2 separate regions of the Homo sapiens genome follow, and region 2 is linked to region 1. Evidence: chromatin loops called from intact Hi-C (ENCODE). Cell type or tissue: PC-3. All regions are shown on one strand. Each heading gives the region's core, and the rest is flanking DNA. Links, peaks and the distances in the headings are about the cores only.

The links. Peaks named below come from ENCODE experiments on the same cell type or tissue, not always from the same donor. Only the 100,000 strongest peaks of a DNase experiment are listed, where the experiment ranks them.
Region 2: it touches region 1 in a loop (4-fold over the local background); 1 of 110 quality-filtered maps calls a loop at or near these places.

The regions. Positions count from the first base shown.
Region 1 is chr21:25,163,576-25,172,581 of GRCh38, reverse strand. No RefSeq gene overlaps it. Among named protein-coding and RNA genes, the nearest start is that of LINC00158, 260 kb to the left of the region's middle. In PC-3, for the core only: no CTCF peak of the experiment used is centred there; no DNase peak of the experiment used is centred there.
Region 2 is chr21:25,323,785-25,332,790 of GRCh38, reverse strand. No RefSeq gene overlaps it. Among named protein-coding and RNA genes, the nearest start is that of LINC00158, 100 kb to the left of the region's middle. RefSeq lists an enhancer at 2,487-3,686. In PC-3, for the core only: no CTCF peak of the experiment used is centred there; a DNase peak (open chromatin) is centred at 3,350; H3K27ac peaks cover 3,122 bases.

The DNA of each region.
Region 1 (9,006 bases), core at 274-8,273:
AGTATCATCTTAATCCATACTTTTTCTAAAGTGGTTCTTCCTTACCCCTTGAGTTACTTTTGATCTCCCTTGACAACTTTTACTTTTCTATTTTCATGCTTCTTTGCTTGTATAATTATCTGCTGTTGCCATTCAATTATGAGCTCTAAAGAAACTTTGCATGTCTTTTAAAATGAATTTTACCTTCAAGTGTTAGCACGGGAGGTACTCTGTAAATGTTTGAGCAATAAATAAATACATAACAAATAATAAAGCATTTAAAAATACTTCAATATCTATGATACATGACCAAGATGAGTTTAATCAAGCAATCGTTATGTACAATGTGAAATGTGTTTTACATTTTTTATTTCATTAAAACATTCTGCTCATGACAACTAATAGGCTGCCACCTGTAGTTTCAAAAACACTGTTATGACTGCTCTGTTGATGTGAAAATCATTTCTAATTGATGATATTTTTAGTAATTGCATTCATTAGGAGATGGTCACATTCTTTTTGACTTTTTTCTCTAAATATTAAAATCACAGTGGAGATTTGTGATATTTATAACCTATAGATAGCTGGACTTTTCAGCTTTAAATTATGGACATAATAACTTAAAAAATCTTGTGCAATGTTTGTAGGGGTGTGTGTTTCATGTGTAATTTACATTTGTGTTATAAATATTGGGGCACTGAAACTCAGGTACCCTAACCAGCATGGTAGACTCACAGTTTTGGAACAGAACTGAAAAGCCATCTAATGCTTTATGTGATCCCCTTTCTGAAGGTCTACGCAATTCTTTATAATGTTTTATGTGTTCCTTGGAAAGAACCACTGTTAGAAAGATTTTCTTCTGTCAAATGTAATGCATAAATTCAGCTATTTTAATGAGGCACATACAGTGTGCTGGGCACTGTGTGTGGCCCTGGTGATGCAACGGTGTGGAATGTGGTCATGGTTCCATTACCACAGAGCGTTGGAAACCTACCCCTTCCTATTGCTTCACTCTCGTTGCTTCCTTTACCTTCTTTATAATCTGAAACTTGGTTCTTCCCCAGCCTTTAAATAACGGATGCTTGTTTTCACGTGAAGTGCTCTTGATAACAGTAGGAGGTGGTATCAACAGTCTTTTTCTTGCTCTTCATGTGTCTTCCAAGTGATTCCACGTCCATGTTCTCCCAAATCCACCTGTGCTAAAGTCCGCCATTTGGTGATACAGGATTTTCATGTCATCATTTCTACTCATTCTGCCCTCTCTTGAACCTCACTGTTTCTTTCATTCATCATAGTCTTTGACACTTGATATGTCAGGGTCCCCCTTATTCTATCTTTGGCTCTTGACCAGGGCCCTTCAGTATCCCTAAGTTTGTTCACCTGTGGGCCTGCTTTATCCAGTATCTTGATTTGCCTCAATCTTAATATTATCTTATTTTTACTTCAGCAACCAAGTACATTGAACATATATTTTATGGTTCGCTTTAATTATTTGGAGATTAGATTTTAAATTCCACAGATTTCTGTTCTTCAAATCCTTGTTACTACAATACTACCTCTTAGTCCTAGGCAAAAAGTTTACCTTTATAAAAAGCCCTTCTCTGCTTCTCCTCTGGCTACAAGCCTTCTGATGGGCTGAGGCTTTCATGGGGCCAAATGCAAAAGCCCACTTGGAGCCTCTGTACTTCCTTCTCAGACTGCATGCTGAGTCACAGGATGGACCAGATGTGTTGGTATGAGATGAAGTCAGGCCGGGAGACAAGATGGCAGGCTGAGAACTGGGGCTGGCCCTTCCTGTGCTGTCCATTCCGGTGTGGTCCTCCAGCCCTTCTGGATTGTCATAAAGGTAGGTTAATCAAGAGATGAGTAGTAGACATATTTTATATAACAATTTGCTAGGTTTCATTATAATTTTTAAACGTGTAGGTATCTAGTGTGGGGAACATCATGTGTACTCTGGCTCTAGGCCTCACAAAGGCTAAGGCAGGGCTGGCCTCAATACACACATTTCACCCACACTCTGATCTCTGGTCCCTTGGCTTCTTCCATTTCATTAACGTCTGTCAGTTTTTCTTAATGCCTAATAATTTCAACTCATTTTTGTGTGAACTCAATTCTTTTTTTTTTTTTTTTTGAGATGGAGTCTCCTTCTGTCACCAGCTGGAGTGCAGTGGCGCGATCTTGACTCACTGCAAGCTCCACCTCCCGGGTTCACGCCATTCTCCTGCCTCAGCCTCCTGAGTAGCTGGGACTACAGGCACCTGCCACCAAGCCTGGCTAATTTTTTGCATTTTTAGTAGAGACGGGGTTTCACTGTGTTAGCCAGGATGGTCTCAATCTCCTGACCTTGTGATCCACCCACCTCGGCCTCCCAAAGTGCTGGGATTACAGGCATGAGCCACCGTGCCGGGCCTCAATTCTTTACCTTCTTTTCTATTTGAACTATCTGTTATACAAAGCCTGAACTACAAGTTGATTTTACGATCTGCCTTCTTGGCTTTCACATTCTGTCTTCTAAATCATGCTGGATAATAATTGACATTATACATTACTGCACTCCAAACTGGTGTGACATGTAGATGACGGTCTAAGTCCACTTTGTATTAGCAGAAAAAACTTTTTCCCATTCGTATGAGCAGGATATCAAATTTTTATTAAAACAACATATTAGATGACCCATAAATCATTATATGTTTTTATTTTTTTATATGTTAGATTTGGTAGATTTATTGTAAAAAATGGTCTCAATTTTCTAGTTCTTCTATATCCATGCCATATAAAACATGACTTTGTAGCTCCTTCCATTGGGAGATAATATTAACTTCCCCATGTCTTGAATTTTGGCTATCTTAGTGATTTTCTTTGGCCCATGGAATGTGGTAGAAGTGATTAAACCTAAGACTCTAATAGCTGTGTGCACTCCTGCTCTCTCGTTGAATCCCTGCCACCACCATAAGGACAAGTCCTGAGTTAGCCTACTGAAGGATGAGAGAATATATGAAGGAGAACTGAGTCACTCCAACTAAGGCCAAACTACAGCAGCATGCTACAACCTGTCTGTTGTGTGCAGAATCATGGGCAAGGTCAGCCAACATCAAGTGAGCCAAGAAAGTCACCCAGCAAACTTGTAGATTTGGTAGCAAAAAATAAATATTTATTTTTATTTGTCACAGTTATTTTGTGGTTGCTTTTTAATATCTTACTATTAAGGCCATTAACAATGGATATCTTATTATGATGGTCAGTTTTATGTGTAACCTTGGGAAGGATGCATTACCAGTCATTCATGCAAACACTAGTGTAGGTGGTGCTGTGAAGGTATTTTATAGATGTGAGTAATATTTATAATCAGTTGATTTGAAGTGATTATTTTAGATAACCTGGGTAAACCCAATTCAAGCAGTTTAAGGGCCTTAAGAGCAGAACTGAGGTTTTTCAGGACCAAAAGGAATTCTGTTTGTGGATTTATAGCTTCAACTCCTGCACGAAAGTTTCAGCCTCCACTTTCTGACAGCCATCCCTATGGATTTTGAATCTGCCTAACCAGACTCCCAAATCAAGAAAGACAATTCCTTGCAATAAATTTCTTAATATATACTTCCTGCTGGTTCTGTTTCTCTAGTTGAAACCTGACAAAAAAGTGATACCTTAGACTTAAAAAAAGAAATGGATAACAATAACAATAATAACCATCTGTATTAGTTTATTTCATGCTGCTGATAAAGACATATCTGAGACTAGGCAATTTATAAAAGGAAGAGGTTTAAAGGACTTACAGCTCCATGTGGCTGGGGAGGCCTCACAATCATGATGGAAGCTGAAAGACATGTCTTCCATGGCAGCAGACAAGAGAAGAGAGTTTGTAAAAGGAAACTCCAGTTTTTAAAACCATCAGATCTCGTGAGACTTACTATCATGAGAACAGCACAAGAAAGACCCGCCCCCATGATTCAGTTATCTCTCACCAGGTCCCTCCCACAACACGTGGGAATTATGGGAGTTACAAGATGAGATTTGGGTGGGGACACAGAGCCAAACCATATCTTTCCACCCTGGCATCTCCCAAATTTCATGTCCTCACATTTCAAAACCAATCATGCCTTCCTAACAATCCCCAAAGATTTAATTCATTTCAGCATTAACTCAAAAGTTCACAGTCCAAAGTCTCATTCCTTCCACCTATGAGTCTGTAAAATCAAAAGCAAGTTAATTACTTCCTAGATACAATGGGTGTACAAGCGCTGGGTAAATACAGCCATTCTACATGGGATAAATTGGCCAAAACAAAGGGGCTACAGGCCCAAAGCAAATCAAAAATCCAGCAGGGCCATCAAATCTTAAAGCTCCAAAATGATCTTCTTTGACTCCATGTCTCACATCTAGGTCATGCTGATGCAAGAGGTGGGCTCCATGGTCTTGGGAAGCTCTGGCCCTGTGGCTTTGCAGGGTATAGCCTCCCTCTCAGAAGCTTTGATGGGCTGGCATTGAGTGTCTGCCACTTTTCCAGGTGTACAGTGCAAGCTATCCATGGATCTACCATTCTGGGGTTTAGAGGATGGTGGTCCTCTTTTCAGAGCTCCACTAGGCAGTGCCCCAGTAGGAACTCTGTGTAGGGGCTCTGACCCCACATTTCCCTTCCACACCGCCCTAGCATAGTTTCTCCATGAGGGCCCTGCCCCACAGCAAACTTCTGCCTGGACATCCAGGCATTTCCATACATCCTCTGAAATCTAAGCAGAGGTTCCCAAACCTGAATCATTGACTTCTGTGCACTTGCAGGCTCAACATCATGTGGAAGCTGCCAAGGCTTGGGGCTTGTACCCTTCAAAGCCATGGCCTGAGCTCTACACTGGGTCCTTTTAGCCATGGGTGGAGTGGCTGGGACACAGCGGACCAAGTCCCTAGGCTACACACAGCAAGGGGACCCTGGGCCCAGCCTATGAAATTTAACATATAGCTCCTTGTTACTTATGCAAATTTCTGCAGCCAGCTTGAATTTCTCTCAGAAAATGGAATTTTCCCTTCTATTGCATTGTCAGGCTGCAAATTTTCTAAACTTTCGTGCTCTGTTTTTCTTTGAAACCAAATGCTTTTAACAGCACCCAAGTCACCTCTTGAATGCTTTGCTGCTTAGAAATGTCTTCTACCAGATAGCTTAAATCATCTCTCTCAAGTTCAAAGTTCCACAAATCTCTAGGGCATGGGCAAAATGTCGCCAGTCTCTTTGCTAAAACATAACAAAAGTCACCTTTGCTCTGGTTCCCGACAAGTTCCTCATCTCCATCTGAGACCTCCTTAGCCTGGATTTCATTGTCTATATCATTATCAGCATTTTGGTCAAAGCCATTCAACAAGTCTCTAGGGAGTACCAAACTTTCCCACATTTTCCTGTCTTCTTTTGAGCCTTCCAAACTGTTCCAACCTCTGGCTATTACCCAGTTCCAAAGTCACTTCCACATTTTCAGGTATCTTTTCAGCAACACCCCACTCCTGGTACCAATTTACTGTATTAGTCTGCTTTCACACTGCTGATAAAGACATACCTGAGACTGGACAATTTACGAAAGAAAGAGGTTTAATGGACTCAACAGTTCCATGTGGCTGGGGAGGCCTTACAATCATGGCAGAAGGTGAAGGGCATGTCTCACATGGCAGCAGATAAGAGAGTTTGTACAAGGAAACTCCTGTTTTTAAAAACATTAAACCTAGTGAGACTTATTCACTCTTATGAGAACAACACAGGGAAAAGAACTGCTTCCATTATTTAATTATCTTCCACTGGGTCCCTCCCACAACATGTGGGAATTATGAGAATTATGAGAGTTACAAGATGAGATTTGGGTAGGAACACAAAGCCAAATCATATCACCACTTGTTTTAGCATTTTCATATTTAATTCTTAGAGTTACTTTAAGAATTAAATAAATAATATCTCTTAAAAAGTATCTCAAGAATTAAATAATGTTAAATAATATCTCACTTTACTTTTAAGTAAATTACTTAAAATATTATTTTAAGATATTACTTTTAAGATTATTATAAATTTCCTCTTGGAACTGATAACCTTTTTGAAATCCTGATATAACTAAAAAATGGAGAGAGCAGAGACAATTTGACATCATATTTAGATTTCATTGGCTACAGGGTGTTGCCCCATGCTATGGACGTCAAGCAACATTCTAGTCCAAGTTGCACTCAATGAATGAAGCTTTCATAGGCTTTCTAAGCACACAATTTACAGTGATGTCTCAATTTCACATTTTCATCTTTGTCTTAATACAATACCCGAGTTCACTGTTTGACAAGAGAAGTGAGGTTGAAGAGATTTTATCAAAACAAGAGGCATTCATTAGTTCATAACCTTTGCTCTCTGTCTGGGGAGAACTCTAGAACTACATTGTCTCATGACCTTATCCTTAAACTGAAAAATCTTCAGATCTAACATTAGAGGAAAAATCTTAAATTTCCTAGATTTCTGCAAAACATTGTGATTTGGTTTGCCTGTGTCCCCACCCAAATCTCATCTTGAATTCCAATGTGTTGTGGTAGGGAGCCAGTGAGAAGTAATTGAATCATGGGGCAAGTCTTTCTCATGCTGTTCTCATGATAGTGAATAAGTCTCATGAGATCTGATGGTTTTAAAAAAGGAGGTCCCCTGCACAAGTTCTCTCTTTGCCTGATGCCATCCATGTAAGACGTGACTTGCACCTCCTTGCCTTCTGCCATGATTGTGAGGCTTCCCCAGACATGTGGAACTATAAGTCCAATTAAACCTCTTTCTTTTGTAAATTGCCCAGTCTTGGTATGTCTTTATCAGCACCGTGAAAACGGACTAATACACATTAGAATAATAATTTTTAAAATAAACTTTTTCATGCTCATCTCTCTTTTTTCCCCTGGAAATTTCTTTGTCTTTCTTTTTTTTTAAATTTCCTTCCCAACTTTTATTTTAGCTTCAGGGGTACATGTGGAGGTTTGTTATATAAATAAATTGCATGTCGCAGGGGTACGCTGTGCAGATGATTTTATCAACCAGATAATAAGCATAGTATCTGATAGGTAGTTTTTCAATCCACACCCTCCTCCCAGCTTCCACCTGCAAGTAGGCCCCAGTGTCTGTTGTTCTTTTCTTTGTGTCCATGTGTATTCAATGTTTAGCTCCCACTTATGAGTGAAAACATGTGATGTTTAGTTTTCTGTTTCTGCATTAGTTCACTTAATATAATTGCCTCCAGATTCATTCATGTTGCTGCAAAGAACATGATCTCATTTTTTATCACCATGTAGTATTTCATGGTGCATATGTATCACATTTTCTTTATCCAGTCTACTGTTTGTTTGTTTTTTTTTCATTCCTGTTGCTCAGGCTGGAGTGCAATGCTGCAATCTCAGCTCACTGCAACTTCTTCCTCCTGGGTTCAAGTGGTTCTCCTGCCTCAGCCTCCCAAGTAGCTGGGGTTACAGGCATGTGCCACCACACCCGGATTATTTTGTATTTTTAGTAGAGATGGAGTTTCACCATGTTGGTCAAACTGCTCTTGAACTCCTGAACTCAGATGATCCACCTGCCTCAGCCTCCCAAAGTGCTGGGATTACAGGTGTGAGCCACCACACCCGTCTGATTATCTAGTCTACTGTTGATAGGCATTTAGGTTGACTCCATGTTGTTACTATTGTAAACAGTGCTGCAATGAGCATATGCATGCATGTGTCTTTATGTAGAACAATTTATATTTTGGGGGGTATATACCCAATAATGGCATCTCTTAAGGAATTATAACTCCCTTAAGAAAACAGGAAGCTAAGCCCTTAAGGCAGGTGTTCAACTCAATCTGGTAGGAATAAATGTGGCAAAGGAAAGTTATCAGTTATTCCAAATCATCTAGCCTTAAAAAGAAATTTAGGAAAAAATCTATATGAATGACATCAAGTGAGAGTTTTTCTTTCTATATTAAATTTCAAGGCTTTATATGATTTAGAATTGTATACCTCAAGAGTCAGATCTACATCTGCTAACCCCACAGGCTTTGCTTTTAGTCATTCAGGTTCTACAAGTAGGTATTAGATGTTGAGTATAATTCATGTGAAAGATACGGACGTCATTTATGAGATCTATTTATATAAGTTTAATAATAGTTTTATAAATACACCTTGGTGTTCATTTTGTCTGCCAACCACAGTTGTCCTGATAACAGCATGAGAGGCATAAAAAATTCATATTTGCTAAGGAGAATGGCCTCCAGCTCCAACCATGTTCCTGCAAAGGACATGATCTCATATTTTTTTTATAGTTGCATAGTATTCTATGGTGTATATGTACATTTTCTTTATCCAGTCTATCATTGATAGATATTTAGGTTGATTCCATGTCTTTGCTATTGTGAATAGTGCTGCAATAAATATACACATGCTTGTGCATGTGTCTTTATAATAGAATGATTCATATTCCTTTGGCCATATTATACTTAGCAAACTAATACAGGAACTGAAAACCAAATGCTACGTGTTCTCCCTTATAAGTGGGAGCTAACTGATGAGAACAAATGAACACGTAGAGGGGAACAATACATACTGGGGCCTTTTGGAGAATGGAGGGTGAGAGAAGGGAGAGGATCAGGTAAAATAACAAAAGTGTACTAGGCTTTATACCCGGGTGATGAAATAATCTGTACAACAAACCCCCATAACACAAGTTTAACTATGTAACAAACCTGCACTTGAAATTAAAATTTAAGTTTAAAAATTCATATTTGAAAGTCTGGGATTACAGTTTGGGGTAAATATATGTCAGCATGTGGAAAGTATTAATTATGAATATCTTATTTTATAGAGTATAATTTTAAAGTACTGTCCAGAGAGAAGCAATAAAAAAGGAAGCATTACAAACAGAAGACTGAAATAGCATTTTCAAATATTTGAAAAGGAAATTACAGTCATTATTCGGATTTTGAAAAAGAGGAATTAGCACATTGGTTTATTAAATTCAACTTAGTACAAACATGAAATTAATAGAGTATAATCTATAAT
Region 2 (9,006 bases), core at 278-8,277, 160 kb before region 1:
CCTCCTAAGCTTTCAAGCCTATCCAACTTACCGGGGTCGTATATTTGTGTGAACTCTTGTATTTCCAAGTTAGGCTATAGGTCAATAGATGTTTTCATACTCAATGGTTGATGTAAAGACACAAAGTTGTCCAAAATCCTGTCCTAAAAGTTCATTCTGTTGAGGGTTCTAAACATCTGCCTGGAGAACCACACTTTTCACCCAGTGATTGACATTTTTGTAATGAACATGATCCTAGTTCAAGATTTCAGCATTTCTTTACTTGTTTCTTAGTGTCATTAAATGTAAAATGGTTTGAGATAATATGCTTATTGTTTTCAAACATCACAGTGATGTAGAAAATAATATTTGGCCAAAATATGGGACAGCTTGAAATAAACCCATTAAGTTTTCAGATGCAAATAAATAAAACTTCATCTCTGAAAGGAATATGCAGAGAAGATCCTTTTTATGCCACTGAAGCATCACTTATTATCATAACTATATATATATATATATATTTAGAGATGGAGCCTCACTCTGTTGCCCAGGCTGGAGTGCAGTGGAGTGATCTTGGCTTACTGCAAGCTCTCCCTCCCGGGTTCACGCCATTCTCCCACCTCAGCCTCGTGAGTAGCTGGGACTACAGGCACCCGCCACCATGCCTGGCTAATTTTTTGTTTTTTTGTATTTTTAGTAGAGACGGAGTTTCACCGTGTTAGCCAGGATGGTCTCGATCTCCTGACCTCGTGATCCGCCTGCCTCAGCCTCCCAAAGTGCTGGGATTACAGGCGTGAGCCACCGTGCCCAGCCATCATAACTATAATTTTTTAAAGGTTGCAATGACTTTAAATTTTTCTGGTCATATAGTAAATATAGCTCTTTGTAGTCCTGCTTTAGTGAAGTGAAATCTGACATGAAGCAAATTATTGTCAATCGTAACTTGAGGCATAGGCTAATGCTAGCTACCTTGGATTGAGATGACCATATGGTTTTGTAAAACTCCAAGTTGGAATGAAAATTAAATAAGGAAATAATGAATTTAGAAGTTTAAGAAAAGCTTCACTGCTTACATGTCATCTCAAGAATGAGAATCAAAGGAGATTTGGGAAAATGAGTTACCATGAAGAGCTTTACAAATTTAAGGCATTGTTGTTACCATGCTGACGGAATCATTCATTGCTGGATTGTGTGACTAGAGTCAGTCTATTGAATTTGCAGAGATAGCAGTTGAGATTTGTGATAGTTTGTTATTGGCATAACTGGTTGGATGCATTTTTGAGGTTGTGTTTGCCACATACCCTTTGTTGCTTCTGCACTTGAAATAGCCCATGTGGCTAATGGGATATAGAACATTCTGTGCCTCCCTCATGATTCAGTGGGGCCCAAAGATAGGACTTCAGTTGGCTACTAGCTCATGACTTTGCTGGCAGGTATTGTTCACAAGCCTGAATTCAGTGCTGTTGTTCAAAAGGGAAAGTGCACAGTCCAAATCAGGACTCATCTCTACTTCCTAGTGGGTTTTAAAGTTCATCTGCTAAAGGTGTTTGAGGCTATGTAGAGGCTGCTGGCCCATTTGAAGTGTTGAAACATCCATAGTTCAACATTGGCATATGACATGTAGTCATTATACTCTTTAATTGAACTTATTTGATTTGTAAATACATATTCATTTTTTAATATCAGGTAGTAGTAAGTTTATGAATAAAGGCAATGAATCAGTGGTGAAAATTAAAGAAAGTATAACATAGAAGACATTATCATGGGAGCAGTAGGAGCAGATAAATTTAGCAGAAGTTGTATCAGCCTACTTTTTGATTGTTGGAGTCTGAGTCTAAGGAAGAGTTAGTTGGTAGTGTTGAGTAGATAGGTCACACTTTCTTTGTTTTTTGAAGCCCCTCAGAATGACAGCTACTTGCAAGGCTGAGGCAAGTGGATCGCTTGAGCCCAGAAGTTTGAGGCATTTATTATACTTCGTGGGAAAAAAATACTCTCCCCTTTCTGATGCAACCTGCTTGTCTTCAATTCTTCAAACAACAGAATACCAGGGGGGACACTGTGATCTTTTGCCCTGTCCCTCTGACCTTGTTTGCTTATTTGTTTTTGTTTTCACTCTCTTCAACTTCTTTAAAATTTTATTTATTTATTTTTGTACTGTTACTCTTTTTTTCTACTCAGGGTTTTCATTTGGCCAGAAGGTCTTGTCAATCCATGCCTACTCTTCCATGGTTCTTATTCCTCTGAATGTAATTCACAAGAGGCAGTGCTCTACTTTAGATTCTAATCCCTCTAGCTCATTCTTTTGATGGCCTTAAACAAGATGAAGTGGCTGTGTGCTGAATAACTGAGTGGATCGACTATCCGAAGAGTTGGTTGGTATGTTTTGGCCTCAGAGTGGAAATCTAAGAACTGTAACTGAAATTTTTGAGTTGGAATATTTTTAGCCATGTAACCTATGACCTTTCTTACAGTTTTTCTTTCTTTTTTCTTTGTTTCTGTCCCCATTATTGTTGTATTTCTTTTTCTCAGTCATCTCCTTGACACATTGACTTTTTCTTGAAGACTTTTAACCTCAGTTTCCTACCTAGTAATATTGATATTCATATATTAGCCTTTGACTATCATTATCATAATAATTAATAATAATGATAATAATGACTAACATTTATTGAACATTTAGTGTGTGCAAACATTCTTTTTAGAATTTTACTAACATTCTCATTTAACTCTCAACACTTTAAATTAGGTACCCTCATTATCCTCATTTTGCAAGTTAAGAAACTGAGCACAGAGCAGTTAATGTACTTGCTTCAAATATAGTTGGTAAGTGACAGAGAAGATTCTAAGATCTGTGTAAATTCAGAGCATATATTCTTCACTGTGACATTGCATTGCCTGGCCTACTAATGGAGTATTTATAACCATACCATGATCACTGTCCTAAGGTTACAGAGATAGAGGTAAAAAGTATGAACTACTTATTTCTCTTTTTATTTTATTATCTTTTTATATGCCAAATTGAAAAATATGTCTGATAGAGATGAGCTAACAAAATGGGAGATGAGAATCCCCACACATGGCTTCAGCCTCACCAGGGTGGGATTGGGAAGAGACTAGGCAGGACCACAAGCCAGGGAAATACTTGAGCAGCCATGGCTGTGGGAGTGAATTAATTTTGCCTCTGGGACCCACAATCTGGCAGTCTCTCCAAGTCTTCAGAGCAGCACACAGCCCGATGTGTGATCTGCTGCCTGCTCAGAACTCTTTACTTTTTCAGAGAGAAAATGGGACTGAAATCATTCTTGCTTGAAGTCACATTTGTAACCCAGCTGAATAAAATGATGATTCAGATATAGGTGTAATCTGATAAATTCCAATGGGAAAAGTCACCCAGATTGAGTATATGATTCATTGAGAGCTCTTAAATTTCCCAGATGTTATTTCTCAACAATTATCATACCATTATATAATGAGGAAGATAAACTTCTCCATGGCCAGGATATCATGATGTTATGGTTATGGGAAAGTTAAATGTATAATCACTTTGGCACGTGATTTCTTCATATTTCTACAAGTTGTCTTTCAATTCTACATTAATTATAGTCAAATATATTTTTTGGGGGAATATACAGCAGATGCGATTTTTTTTTTAGTCTTTGATTTCTGTCTTGAGAGCCCACAGCTTTGATGCATTCTTGAAACAACTCTAATAAAGCAATGTGTTTTATTCCTTGTTTAATAAAATAAAGCCAGCAGGATGTCTTACTTTCAGAAATGTTTGATAAAGTATCCCCCTCACTGAGCTGAGAGAAAAAGCAATGGAGTTTTTTTTCATTTTATGAGCTCTAGGATGCAAAGTTCCTAAGTATAATTCATTGTTCTTTATGTGACCTTCTCACAACATCGAGTTTTCTCTCTTCTAGTTCTTTTGAATAATTCTCACAGTTCCTGGTGAGCTGCTAATCAGTTTAGCCTGTGAAATCTAGGATGGAACAAAGTACATTACTGGTGCAGGGAGATGAGTCTTTTACTTTAAAGTAATTCAGCATGGCTATTTGACATCCTTTCTCATTTAAGGAGAACTAAGATTTAATAAAATTCTTAGTAAATGGTAACTTTTCTTTGCCTTCTTAAATTAACATATTAATAATTAACATAAATTAATATTAATATATACTACACACTGAAATAAAATATAAATCCCTTTCAGTTTACAAGTGTAGGTTTTACTCTTAGGCTTTTTATTAACATATGTGAGCCACTATTAGAGATAGCTTAGTCTTGACTTGGCAAGTACCCATTGCAATATTTGGGTAACACCTAGCGGGATGTTTTAATAGCTAATCATGAGTAAATGACAGCAGAAGCATTTTATCTTCACTTACGTAGTTTCTGTAATTACCTACAGCATTTGAAGCTATGTTCATGTTCATCTACATTTCACAGTTTTCTTTCATTATTATAATTGATTGTGGAATAATTGCTATGGATTTAGATGGCAGTACAAATCAAATCGTAAACAGTTTTGAAATTATTTAAAAAGACAAATCTATGTGGCATTTTGCATAGACACCAAACTCTGCCATTGTAAGTGAAGCTGAACCTTCATCTTCAACACAACCATTTCCCTGAAAGCTAATACATGACATGTTTGATGTTGAAATACGAGTTTTTTTTTTTTTTTTTTGAGACGGAGTCTCGCTCCGTTGCCCGGGCTGCAGTGCAGCGGCGCGGCAGCTCACTGCAACCTCCGCCCCCAGGTTCAAGTGATTCTCCTGGTTCAGCCTCCTGAGTAGATGGGATTACAGGCGCCCACCACTATGCCCAGCTAATTTTTTGTATTTTTAATAGAGACGGGGTTTCACCATATTGGCCAGGCTGGTCTTGAACTCCTAATTTCATGATTCACTGCCTCGGCCTCGCAAAGTGCTGGGATTACAGGCGTGAGTCACCGTGCCCAGCCAGGAGTATTTTTAAAGTAATTTTAAGAAAAAAGTATGTTACATTTTTACATATCATAGGAAGCTCTCTTACTCTGTTATTATTTTAATGATACCTGATTTTTAGATCTCAGTTTCCTTCATTTTTGGCTTTATGGTGGGAGTTCACCAGTTATGATGAGAAAATGCTCTTTGTCCTTGGTAAGCATTGTTTCAGTATGAACACTCATGCTTTATGAAATGGACATGCAAATTAAATCAATCAAACATCATGATTGAGAAAATAAACAATAAAATGAGTTTGTTAAACAAGTTTATTTGAAATGAGAAACAAGTATTTGTATAGTTCGTCTTTTTCATATGGCTTAAAGGTAATTTTAAGAGGCTTCTTGACACACATAAAGATTGATCATATTTGTTTAAGCTTTTTTTTCCTCTGAAAGTTTAAGTTGAATATTTCTCTTTCATGAGTGCATTACAATAAGAAAACACTAGAAAAGAAAAATGTTAACAAAACGTATCTTATTCAAGAAGACTTTTTGAATTAGTATCAAAGGAAATAATTGTACCTAAACTTTTGTATTCTAACTTTTGTACTCTAACTTTTGTACTCTAAGTCTAAATAATTGTACCTAACTCTAACTCTAAATAATTCTACCTAAACTCTTATACTCTAACGTTTGTCAATTTTGGAAAACATAATGAAAAATATCAAAGATTTTGGATAAGTTATTTTAAAACTGGATATTACTTGATTGAAAGTCTACTCAAAGAAAAAATCCACTTTAAACTTCAGTTCTGTCAGGAGGCAGGTGGTCTTAACTTGTGTCACCTTTTTACACCCTCTTCCTGGCTATAGATAATTTCTTTTATTTAATGCCTAAAAAAACAAGCAGCTTAAATGAAATTTAAATCAGACAGTATCAACAAGAACCTCTCTGACCTCTCTGGAGAGAATTCTGTTATGACCAAAATCAATATTCTTTGTCAACCTGGAGAAGGAAATGAAAAACATTTGGGTGCAATTGAGGGGAAACTGTACGAATTTCAAAAAGAAACAAATTGAAAACTCTACTTAAGCATATGTATTTTCAGGCAAAGACTCCTGAACCATATGGGGTTCAGCTTTGGTGTAAAGATTTGAACTTTTCAGATTTAATCTAAATAGCTTTGCAGGATAAACCTCCAGTGGTTTCAACAGTGTTAAGAGGCTCCTTGTGATCATCTCAAGTTTGATTTATTTGCACTTTTCAAACGAAAATTCATTTATTTACTGAGATGCAAAGCAAATTTGGCTTCCATTTTTGATAATGACACAGTGACCACGATAACAGTTTGATTTTAATATTCTTGCTTAACTCTGTGAGATAGAGGCTATCATTATCTCCATTTTCAGAAGAGAAAGTGAAGAATCATGGGAGATTAAGTGATACACCCAAGCTGTGTAACTAAGAAGGGCCAGAGATGGGACTTAACTTAAGTACACTTGGCCTCAGAGCGCACATTCCAAACTGCTCTCTGTAATATGTGGAATGACAGTTATGGTATCATCTATGCTTCATTTGTTAGAATGGACAATTTCTAATTCTTGAAAATGCTTTGGATGCTTTTGAAATACTAGAGTAGAAATATATAATCTATTGATATACTTAGAAATAAACAATTACAAATTAATATGACCACCATTAAGACCTGATTCTGATATATCATCCTTTATCCTGAAAATGTAAATTTAGCCACAAATATTCTGGTCAATATGCTTGAGAGTGTTAGTCATATCTTCGGTATCTTTGCTGATTTCTAGCTGATCTATCAATTGCTAACAGAGAAATTTAACAAATCGCCAACTCTGTGGATTTGTCTATGTCTCCCTTTAATTTGTTAAATTTCACTTTTGTATGTTCCTGCTGTGATATTAAAAACATACACTTTTTAATCATGTCTTTTTAATGAATTGATCCTTTTACTTCTATGAAATAGCTTCTTTGTCACTAGTAATAACTTTTGACTTGAAATCTCTGTTATATGGCATTAATACAGCTACTTTATTTTTTTTATTTATCTACTTTGTTTTTCCTTCTATTTTTTCCTGCCTTTTTATTATTTAGAAATGTCAGAAATCCATTTTGATTTTTCTGTTGACCTTCCAGCTATGTGTCTTCTGTCACTTTTTAAGTGGTGGAAATAGAGGTTACAATATATATCCTTAACAATCTACTTACAGTTAATGTTACTTTACATAATGTGGAAACCTTGAAATCATATAGGTCCATATCAGACTCCCTCCCCAGTTTTTATTCTGTAGTTGTTATATATATTGCATTTTAACATGTTATAAATCCTTTAAGAAAATATTATAATGTTTGGTTTAAGCAATTATATGTATTATAAAGAAATTAAGAGAAATAAAGCAAAACAAACTTTTTTCGTTAACCCAGATACCATTTCCCATGTTCTATATTCCTTTCTCAGCGTTTGAGTTTCCATATGGTTTCATTTCCTTTCATTCTGAACCTTCCTTTGTCATTTCTTAACAGATCTGCTGGCAATAATCTTTTATTTTCTATAAAATGTTTTTATTCTGCCTTTATTCTTTTTTAAAAATGACTTACTGAGGTACGATTGCCATATGAAAAGCTATAGATATTTAATATATAAAACTTGATTGTTTGGAGATAAGGACACACTTGTAAAACCATCAAATATCATCACCAACAATGCCATAAACTTATACATCAACTCCAAAGTTTCCATCTGCCCACTTTGTTTTCTTTTTCCCCTTTTGTAATAAGGTTACATAAGATCTATCCTCTTAGCACATTTTAAGAATATAATACAATACCGTTTGTTAATCATAGACCCTGCGTTTTATGGTAGATCTCCAGAACTTTTTTCTTTCGCGTGAATGGAACTTTTTACCTTTGGATCAACACTGCCTCATTTCCTCCTTCCCCGAGCCCCTGGCAACCACAATTCTACTCTCTGCTTCTCTGTGTTAGACTGTTGTAGATTCCATGTATAAATGAGATCATGCGGTATTTGTCTTTCTATGTCTGGTTTATTTCACTTAGCATAATGCCCTCCAGGCCCATCCATGTTGTTACAAATGGCAGGATTTCATTCTTTGTTAAGTTCTGCCTTTATTTTTGAACTATATTTTCATTGGATGTAGAATTCTAGTTGACAGGCTTTTTTTCTGTGAACACTTTGAAGACTTCATTCTATTTGCTTTTGGCTTCCACAATTCCATAACATTGAATTACTCTCCTTCTCTGTAATGTGTTTTTCCTTTTCTGCTTTCTCATTGCTTTTCTCATTCCATTTTCAAAATTACTTCTACCCAACTGGTTAATTATAATACGTCTCAGTATGGCTTTGTGTTTAATGTACTCAGGGCTCATTAAATATCTTGAATATGTAAATTTGTTTTACTTTAAATTTGAGAAATTTTTGGCCATTATTTCTTTACATATTTTTTCATATTCCTTCTCCTTTTTTCTTCTAGATTTCCTGTTAGACATATGTTTGAGCATTTGATATTATCCCATAGGTCAGTAAGAAAGTGTCCATTATTTTTCATCCTGTTTTCTCTTTTTCGCATTGTGTAATTTCTATTGATCTGTCTGTAAGTTTAATTATTCTTTCTTCTGTCATCCCCATTTGAATACTATGTCCCTGCAGTAAAATTTTTATTTCAGATATTGTATATTTTGTTTATGGAATTTCTTTTGCTCTTTTTTATTGTTTTTATTTCTCTGCTACAATTTTCTATCCTTCATTTATTGCAAACATATTTTATTTTACTTCATTAAGGGAATTATAACAGCTACTTTAAAATTCTTGTCCACTAGTTCTAACATGAGTTATTTTGAGATTGAAAACATTAGATTTTGTTTTGAGAATGTGTTCCATTTTCTTAGTTCTTCATAATTCTGAAAGATTATATACTGGACATTTTGAGTGTAAGAACAGAAACACTGGATTCTGTTACGTTTCTCGGATGAGTGTCCTTCCCATTGCTTCTGAAGATATTACATTGATTGGATTTGAACTGCAAACACTTGAGCGGCAGCCCTGGTCTCAGATA